3 separate regions of the Homo sapiens genome follow, and regions 1 and 3 are each linked to region 2. The links are chromatin contacts, found by Hi-C in ENCODE. All regions are on one chromosome and are shown on one strand. Each heading gives the region's core, a stretch centred on a gene start or an enhancer-like site at or near the end of the contact. The rest is flanking DNA. Distances are from core to core; before and after follow the strand shown. Region 1 overlaps ANKS1B (ankyrin repeat and sterile alpha motif domain containing 1B). Region 2 overlaps ANKS1B (ankyrin repeat and sterile alpha motif domain containing 1B). Region 3 has its middle 110 kb from the start of TRD-GTC1-1.

Region 1 (2,906 bases), core at 239-2,738, 380 kb before region 2:
CCCAGCACTTTGGGAGGCCGAGGCAGGTGGATCACCTGAGGTCAGGAGTTTGAGACCAGCCTGACCAACATGGTGAAACCCTGTCTCTACTAAAAATACAAAAAAATAGCTGGGCGTGGTGGCATGTTCCTGTAATCCCAGCTACTTGGGAGGCTGAGGCGGAAGAATTGCTTGAACCTGGGAGGCAGAGGTTGCAGTGAGCCGAGATCGCACCACTGTACTCCAGCCTGGGCGACAGAGCAATACTCTGTCTCAAAAAAAAAAAAAGAAAGAAAGAAAAAGAAAAAAAAGAAAAAAAAAAACCATGTTGCCATATACTTAAGAGATATGGAAAATTGAAATAAATACAAAAATCAAATATATGACAAGGCACAGTTTTCAATGAATTTTAAGTTTCCAGCTCCAAGACCCATTTGAAGTACCATTCCTCAACCTCATACAATGGTTAAAAGAAAAATTCCTACCTTACCTGCTATATGAGTGGCCACTTTATGTGCTTTATTTAAACTTGATCCTCACAACAACTTTTTGAGGTGGATATTGATAACACTATATTAATAGACAAGCAAAAAGAAGACTAAGGCTCAGAGAAGATAAGTAACACTTGGCTGATAAGTAAGGACAATAGTTAATTTACAAGCCCAGATCTGTTAATATTACTTTTGTTTTTCATGTATGTATATTATTGTTAAACTCTCAAGCCCCCCTTTTTTTGGCCACTATGTTTGTTGACTTTCACTACTCACCTTCAATATAAAGTCACCTATTCCCAGTTTTATACCTAACGTAATCCCTCAATCAACCACTATATATAGGATTCTTCATTACTTTTTTTTTTTTTTGAAGGCGGGGACAAGGTCTCGCTATGTTGTCTAAGCCGGTCTCAAACTCCTGGGCTCAAGCAGTCCTCTCATCTCAGCCTCCCAAAGTTCTGGGATTACAGGTGTGAGCCACTTCACCCGGCCCAGGATTCTCTATTACTTTTTATAACTCTTTCCTATTTCTTCCTCCTAGCTGATTTTTCTGATCAAAGTGATCCCCGCTTGCCAATGCACCTTCCTTTCGAGCCTCGTGGTCCTTTCTTCTCAGGGCTTCTCACCTGGCTTCTTTCTCCCCACCTTTCTACAGCCTCCAGAGAGGCCCACATTTCACCTCCTCCTCCCAGCCCCAACACGAGTTGCAGTTCAGCATTTTTGCTTCCCACCAACATTTTCTGTTGCCATGGAAACCATGAGGCGGTGCTGGAAGGAGGGGGAGTCTTGGAGGCAGTCACTGCTGGCCTGGGGGTGGGAAGGAGTTGGTAGGCAGCTGGGGGAGGGGAGGAGCAGAAGAAGAGAGGCTAGAAAACAGAGCATCAGACACCAACCAGAGACTGATGGAGAAAGGGACTTCTCAACTCCCTCCGAGGGATCAGGAGAGGCAGGGGGAGAGCAGCCCAGCACCCGGCTGGCTTAGCAGCTGCATCTTTCCCATGGCTGAACAGAAGGAGGCTGAGTAGGCGGCCCCCTGTGGTGACGGAGCCCGGTTCCCAGGCTGCTTGTAATCTGTCCTTAATTTGCCACAGAGGAAGTTAACTTTATGTAGCTAAGAAAAAGAAAGGCTCAGGGGAGCCATCATCACAGAAAATAAATATGTTCCCATTATAAATGAAGTTACAGGATAATTTACAGTCTCAGAAGATGAGGAGATAGGAGGAGACAGGGAGAAATGGCCTGTATCTATTGAAAAGTTTAGGCTAAAAATTAGGAAAAATAACTTTACAGGAACGGTTGGTTGTTCTGCATAAACAACTGAGACAAAGAAGACAGAGCATTTTCACTGGCAGATAATTTAGTTGATGCCTCCCAGACACTTACTATTTGTGCTTGGCCAAAGTCCTGGGACCCTCAGACTTTGTCATGAAATTTGAAGAGTGAGGCTTCAGCATATATTGCTCAATCAGTTTTGTGCCAAGGGGAAGACATGACTAAGAACTGGAATCAAACAGGAAGAACTGAAAGTGAAAAGTCATCTTAATAAGCATTAAGTAAGTTAAGAAAGCAAAACTAAAGAGACTCATGAAATCTCGTGCAAGATAATAATTCATTGCTTAAACCAAGTGTTTGTTGGGTGTTCATTGTGTGCCAGGGACTGTCCTGGCCCCTGGATGTTGGGAGAGCAGGTGGACAGGCAGAAGGAAGAATAAAGCAAAGACGAGTAGGCAACAAACAGCCACTGGTTTTCTGGAGCTACAGACCAAGTGGAAGAGAGAGGTTCACTAACAAATCATTACAAGGCAATATAGTAGAAGTTTCCAGCACAGATGTATTTCAGATGCTGTGGCGTGTCATAGAAGTCTTGTTTAACTCTGTGGGAATCAGGGATGATGTCACAGAAGTGGTCTTTGAACCAGTCCTTAAAGGATGAGTTGAAGGGGTCAACAGGTACAGAAGCCCAGGAAGAATATCTGGGCAGAGGAAATAGCATGTACCAAGGGGCATGAAGACACAATAGTGCAGAGTATGTTGAGAAGACAAAGTGGTGTTACTGGAGTTCAGTGTTTGCATGTGAGGAATGGAAGAAAGAGGCAAGAAACAAGGTTAGAAAGATAAATTAGGATCAGCACCTCAAATGCCATCCTGTGAGGCATTTGAACTTAATCCGTTCAAAATGTGGGGAGTAAGCACACTGACATGTCAGGATTTGTTTATTAATACTCTGACTTTGATGGCACTATAGAGGATGAGTAGAGAGGGAAGAAGGACACAGGAAGAGGAGCTTATTAGCTGATGTGGCTATAGTGATGGACAGAGAAGAGTCCGGGATATTGCAGCAGAAAAAGGAATAAAACATAGTAATCCTTGACTTCAGGAGTGAGAGAAAGGGAGGAATTAAGGATGGCTGAGGGAGGCTTATAAGGATGAATT
Region 2 (2,815 bases), core at 261-2,760:
TGGCAGTCATCTTAGAGACAAGCTGGGTAGACACATGGGTTGGGCCAAGAGTGGGGGATTTTGAGCACAGATATTGGGTCATGTCAAGTTCTGTAACTTTCTGTCTCTGTGATGTCTGGAAAGTTATTTCACCCCTCTGAGCCTCCACTGCCTCATCTATAAAATGAGGATAATATGCTACTGCATGTGATTTGGTAAGACTTAAATGAAACAAAGATAATGCTTGGCACATCTCTCACACCTATTAAGTTCTCCCTTAATGGTAGCTAGACTGAGTATTAACTAGAAATGTTACGATTACTCCAGTTAGTCCTGTGGATATTCATTCATTCATTCAGCAAGCAAGCAAGCATTTCTTCTGCACCTGGAATGTGCCAGACCCAGTACCAGGCGTTGGCCTCCCCACAGTTGCAGGGATAATATGTTGAAGGCAGAGACAGTTGGGCTTTCAGATTTTCTGGGTGTCACCATGGGCTCTTCAGAGCCAGCCAGCATCATTGAGGTTTGCAAGATGGGCTTCTCACCTAAGCCTTCTGATGTTACAATATAATTTTCAACCTCATCCCGGTAGAGTCTCCTCGTACATGATAGCAACTCTCCTCCCGTTTCAGATGGTAGGGATGTTAATAGGAGAGGCAGGAGAATTGAACCTACAAAAAAATGGGGGTTCTTTCCCCATTCACACATGTGTCCTGAGGTCCCATGGGATGAGCATCTGTTTCCCCGAAAGGGCCCTGGTGTGTCGGGATGGGCAACACAGCACTTGGAAGGTGTGTCTCGGTGCCCATGGGCCCTCCTGGCATCCAGCATCAGTACCACAAACAGGAGGGCTGCAGACAAGAGAGGAAAGGTAACAGTGTCCAATCCTGTACTATACATAATCACAAAAGAAACTTGACAAAGCATTCTAAAATAAAACCAAAGCAAGAAGTCAAGGAAAATGTAAGCGGAACCAGAAGAAGCCATTAGGCAGGAAAACTTAATCCAACAGTCTGGTCTGTGTGTCTTATTTGAGCAGTTTCCTAATACCAGGAACTAATTAAAAATGAAAGGGCAGGACTTCTAACACATTCTCTCCCAAAACCTTTAGGCTTCCCATAATCATGTGAAAAACCTCACTTGCTCAAATGAAGGTCTTTTTACTTTCCTTTGAAGATCCTGGAGCTTTAAGTAGATCTCGCTTTCAGTAACTTGTTTTTAGGTTAATGGTAAAGGAATTCACACTCATTAAGTTCCACTGTTACAGCAGATAAAGACCACATGTTACAGAATCACTGAATCTCACACCTTCATCTTAGTCTAGTTTCCCACCCAGAACAGGAATATCTGGTACATGTCCCCAACAGATGGGAATCAGCCATCTTCCACAGTAGCATGAACAAGACCAAGAGCCTGTGTCTTCATTGTGAGACTACAGAAGTCGGAAGCCCTGCCTGCCTTTCAGAGGGGACCCACGCAAACACTAAGAGGCAAAGCTGACAGTGACGTGAGTGCCAAGTGTAGGCAGTGGAAAGAGCTCAGCCCTCTTTGTGCAGTGATGGTCAGAGCTGTCTCCCAGACCTCCTCCACTATCATTTGCTGGTGCGTTACTAATTTACTAGGCTGACTCATCTCTGGAGGCAAACATGGGCTCAGTGTTCGTTGCAAGGAAGTGCTCAGCTTGCTGTGCAAGGTGCAGTATCTCCAGCAGGCAGATGTCTGTCTTGTAGGGTCAGTATTTCCTAGCAACTCACTTAAAGGAGACAGACACATCCTCTCTCAAACCGACTCTCAAGCTCAGAGGCATTTTCCCCACTTGGTTCTGAGACCATCACAATTGATCTGGCATGGATCTGGAATCTGGTTGGTCTAGAACCCTTGGGCCTCTTTCCCATGGCCTCAGAAGGCACCATCCTGCATCTTCCTCTCCATCATCTTCAAATGCGAACAATCGCAAACACATCTCCCCAGCAGCAGTGTGGGAATCGGGCTCCCAGAGCGCTTGATGAGGGTGGAGATGGGCAGGAACAGAGAGGGCCAGCTTAGTTGCAATATCAGCATCAGCAGAATGACATTTCTGTGATTTTTGAGAAACCGTGAGTGGACATTCTAGGGACATTCATCAGAATGAAAACTTGGATGGTCAGGCACGGTGGCTTACACCTATAATCCCAGCACTTTGGAGGCCGAGGTGGGTGGATCCCCTGATGTGGGGAGTTCAAGCTCAGCCTGACCAACATGGAGAAACCCCATCTCTACTAAAAATACAAAATTAGCTGGGCATGGTGGTGCATGCCTGTAATCTCAGCTACTTGGGAGGCTGAGGCAGGAGAATTACTTGAACCCAAGAGGTGGAGGTGGCAGTGAGCCGAGATTGTGCCATTGCACTCCAGCCTGGGCAAAAAGAGCAAAACTCTGTCTCAAAAAAAAAAGAAAAAAGAAAGCTTGGGGCAGACCATGCCTGCTCTCAGCTGCTACAGTGACCTTCAGAACACTCTCTGTGACCAGTATGCATCTGCTTCTCTGATGCTCTGTGACCTCAGGGTGTGGTGGCCACCCTGCCTCTTTTGGGTCAGACAATGTGATGGTTTCTCAGTGAGAGAAGACAAGGGGAAGCTGTGCTTGGAAGAAAAGGCAGAAATCAAAGATACACATTTGGAGAAGAGAAGAAAGCTAGAAATCATCTTGAGAAAAGGACTGATTGAAGGTCGGAAGAAAAGAACTTTTCTCCCAGGCGCTGCTTGGCGTGGCATCTAGCCTGACAGAATCACCTGTCTCTTGCTGATTTCATGATAAAATATAGAGTGGACCCACAGGGAGAGCAAAAGCCTCAAGA
Region 3 (3,140 bases), core at 460-2,959, 360 kb after region 2:
TTCCACATCTGTGAAGCGGTGCCCCTGTCTCACAGCAATCCCAAATGAGATGTTTGTAAATTGTCAAGAACTTTGGGTGTTATTTTTCCACCTCATTATAGATTTACTCTACACCATGCAGCATGTTTGGAAGCTACCTGAAAACAGGAAGAAAGTAGACCAAATTAAACAAAAAGCAAAAGAAAAATGGGGATCTCTTTGAAGCCAAATAAGAACTTGGGCAGCTTGTAACTGTGATCACCCCTACAGCCAGAAAGCCTCACGAAAATGGCAGAAGCTCTGTTTAGGGGACCACAGGCCTGTGTCAAAACAGACAGAAATGGTTTCTGTTGAAATTATATATCAGTGCTACAGTAAGGATGCCTGCCTCCCTTCCTCCCTTCCTCCCTTCCTCCCTCCCATTTCTTGTCTGTTATATGATGGGCATGGTGCTAAGAAAATGTAGGAGTTCACAACCCAAAGTGGGGAGAGGTCTTTAAACCTGCCGCCACGACACAAGGCAGAAATAGCTGGAATGGGAGTTGAGGGTTCTAGGTGCAGCTGGACACCAAGGAAGGGGCTCCCAAGACTGATGGTGGCAGTTGAGGAGTTGTTCCTTTCATTTCGGCCTGTTTATTAAGGTTTGAGTTCATATTTTGTTTGCACATGTTTGTTTATTTCTGTATTTACTTTTTGAGATGGAGTCTCACTGTGTCGTTCAGGCTGGAGTGCAGTGGCGTGATCTCGGCTCACTGCAAACTCTGCCTCCCGGGTTCAAGCGATTCTCCTGCCTCAGCCTCTCGAGCAGCTGGGATTACAGGCGTGCACCACCATGCCCGACTAATTTTTGTATTTTTAGTAGAGATGGGGTTTCACCATGTTGCCCAGGCTGGTCTCAAACTTCTGACCTCAGGTGATCCGCCTGCCTTGGCCTCCCAAAGTGCTGGGATTATAGGCATGAGCCACCGCTCCTGGCCTGTATTTGTTTATTCAGTATTTATTTGTAAAGTATTAGAAACTGGCTTTATACTGTAGACCTGGTGGACGATATCTGACCTTCATTTAGCCAGAACATACACGGACACCTGACTTTTTTGAGATCTTTTCTGACAAAACTCTCTCCTTGGTGCAAGATGCAGAGAGGATGCTTCCCTTTGGCCTAAAGTATACAGTGCTTGCATGGGTTTAGGAACAGTTCACCAAACCCTGGTCTTTGTCCCAACATACCCCTGTTCATTTTATGCTAATTCAATTCCCTTCACTTTACTCCAACTCAATTACATTTTTTTTTTGAGATGGAGTCTGGCTCTGTAGCTCAGGCTGGAGTGCGGTGGTGCGATCTCGGCTCACTGCAACCTCCGCCTCCCAGGTTCAGGAGAGTCTCCCACCTCAGCCTCCCGAGTAGCTGGGACTACAGGCGTGCGCCATCACACCCGGCTAATTTTTTTGTATTTTTAGTAGAGACGAGGTTTCACCATGTTGCCAGGCTGGTCTTGAACTCCTGACCTCAGATGATCCGCCCGCCTCGCCCTCCCGAAGTGTTGGTATTACAAGCGTGAGCCACCACGCCCGGCACAATTACATTTAATTCAACTCAATTTGGTTCAGAATATTTCCGAGCATTTGCAAGGCGCTTCAGGTCCAAGGACAACCAAAGCGCGGATCAGTTTCCTGGTTCTGACAGTCTCCATTGTGGCCACTGGGTGGCAGTGTGTCACACGGAATGTTCATTCCGCGGGACTGCCGAGTGGCTCCTCCCCAAGGCCTAAGGCTCAGAGATTGTTGCCTCTTACTTGGATTTATTTAATGTACACTTTCAAATTGAAGCGACAGCTGGTATTATAGCCGTGCGTGTGCAGTATATGTGCTTAATTATACTGTGGAATTAAATTCAAAAGGGTGAGAATGTGGTTACATGTGTATGTTTCCAAAGCCGGTTCGAGTTCGCAGCTTCTGCCTGGGGCTCAGTCAGGGATGAGGAAAGTGGAGAGGAAGCCGAGGGAAGCCTCAGACCGAGCGGCAGGTGGCATCAAAAGGAAACTCTGCAAATTTGGCTTCCTGGGCCACTGACAGCCACAGCCCCGAGGTTCCCTTCCCTGCCTACCTGCTGCCTGAGGGTTTTTCTGGAACGGTCAGATTTTTATTATTTGTTTTTTCCAGTATCATGGGCATAAAATGGTATCTAAATGTGATTTCAATTTTGTGTTTCTATTTTACCTGTGAGGCTGAACATCTTTCCACAAGTTCATTGGCCATTCCTCGTGGAGTAAATGATGGTCTCATTTTTATCTGCTCAGATTTCAAGGTACCCATTGTTAGTTTTTTTTTTTTTTTTAAACAGATGTTCTCACATAACAAAGCCTGTCCGTGGTATTTTTCATACCAGCTAAGATGCTTTTGGCCTCAAGTTACAAAACACACAACTAACAATAGCTTAAATAACAAAGATGGCCAGGCTCGGTGGCTCATGCCTGTAATCCCAGAACTTTGGGAGGCCAAGGCGGGTGGATCACCTGAGGTCAGGAGTTTGAGACCAGCCTGGCCAACATGGTGAAACCCTGTTTCTACTAAAAATACAAAAAAATTAGCCGGGTGTGGTGGCGCGTGCCTGTAATCTCAGCTACTCGGGAGGCTGAGGTGGGAGAATCGCTTGAACCTGGGAGGCGGGGGTTGCAGTGAGCTGATATTGCGCCACTGCATTTCAGGCTGGGCCACAGAGCAACATTCCGTCTCAAAACCATAAACAGAAACAAAACAAATAAACCCCCCAAAGCCCCCAAACAACAACAACAAAAAACAAAGACATAGAATCATCTCATAAAATAAGAATCATGGCTGTAGGTGGTTCCGGGGTAGATTTAGAGGTGGATGTAGACCCGGCTGTCCCTGTCTTTTTTTTTTCACCATCCTCAATATGTTGGCCAGATCTCTTCTGGTGGTCCCAAGACCCCTGTTGCACTTCCAAGGAGCATGTTCTTATTCTACATAAGTAGGAAGCAGGAAGGAGGATGGCAGGAGCCAAAACTGAACCTTTGCCTTCTGTTGTTCTTTGACTAGGGATCACATTCTTTCTTAGAATCCTCTTGAAGTCTTGCCCTATATCTCATAAGCCAGAATTGGTCACATGCCTTTATTAGATGAATTGTTGGCAACCACAACAA

What was found. A loop is a pair of places that touch in the nucleus more often than their neighbours do. Pooled maps may share reads with other maps.
Region 1: a loop to region 2 is called in a pooled map, with 9 times the contacts of the local background. The contact joins two enhancer-like sites. A Hi-C loop is called at or near these places in 3 of 37 single-sample maps with no recorded cell type and 5 of 50 pooled maps.
Region 3: a loop to region 2 is called in a pooled map, with 4 times the contacts of the local background. The contact joins two enhancer-like sites. A Hi-C loop is called at or near these places in 3 of 37 single-sample maps with no recorded cell type and 7 of 50 pooled maps.

What each region holds. Positions count from the first base shown.
Region 1 is chr12:99,130,418-99,133,323 of GRCh38, reverse strand. All of the region lies in intron 15 of ANKS1B (ankyrin repeat and sterile alpha motif domain containing 1B), which reads left to right. Among named protein-coding and RNA genes, the nearest start is that of APAF1, 490 kb to the right of the region's middle. RefSeq lists enhancers at 1,273-1,342, 2,043-2,092. Within about 2 kb of position 1,488, at least 8 of the 41 ENCODE cell types and tissues checked have a DNase peak (open chromatin) inside an H3K27ac peak, as active enhancers do.
Region 2 is chr12:98,753,031-98,755,845 of GRCh38, reverse strand. The region is part of intron 25 of ANKS1B (ankyrin repeat and sterile alpha motif domain containing 1B); the gene reads left to right. Among named protein-coding and RNA genes, the nearest start is that of APAF1, 110 kb to the right of the region's middle. Within about 2 kb of position 1,510, at least 2 of the 41 ENCODE cell types and tissues checked have a DNase peak (open chromatin) inside an H3K27ac peak, as active enhancers do.
Region 3 is chr12:98,396,245-98,399,384 of GRCh38, reverse strand. No RefSeq gene overlaps it. Among named protein-coding and RNA genes, the nearest start is that of TRD-GTC1-1, 110 kb to the left of the region's middle. RefSeq lists an enhancer at 1-533. Within about 2 kb of position 1,709, at least 11 of the 41 ENCODE cell types and tissues checked have a DNase peak (open chromatin) inside an H3K27ac peak, as active enhancers do.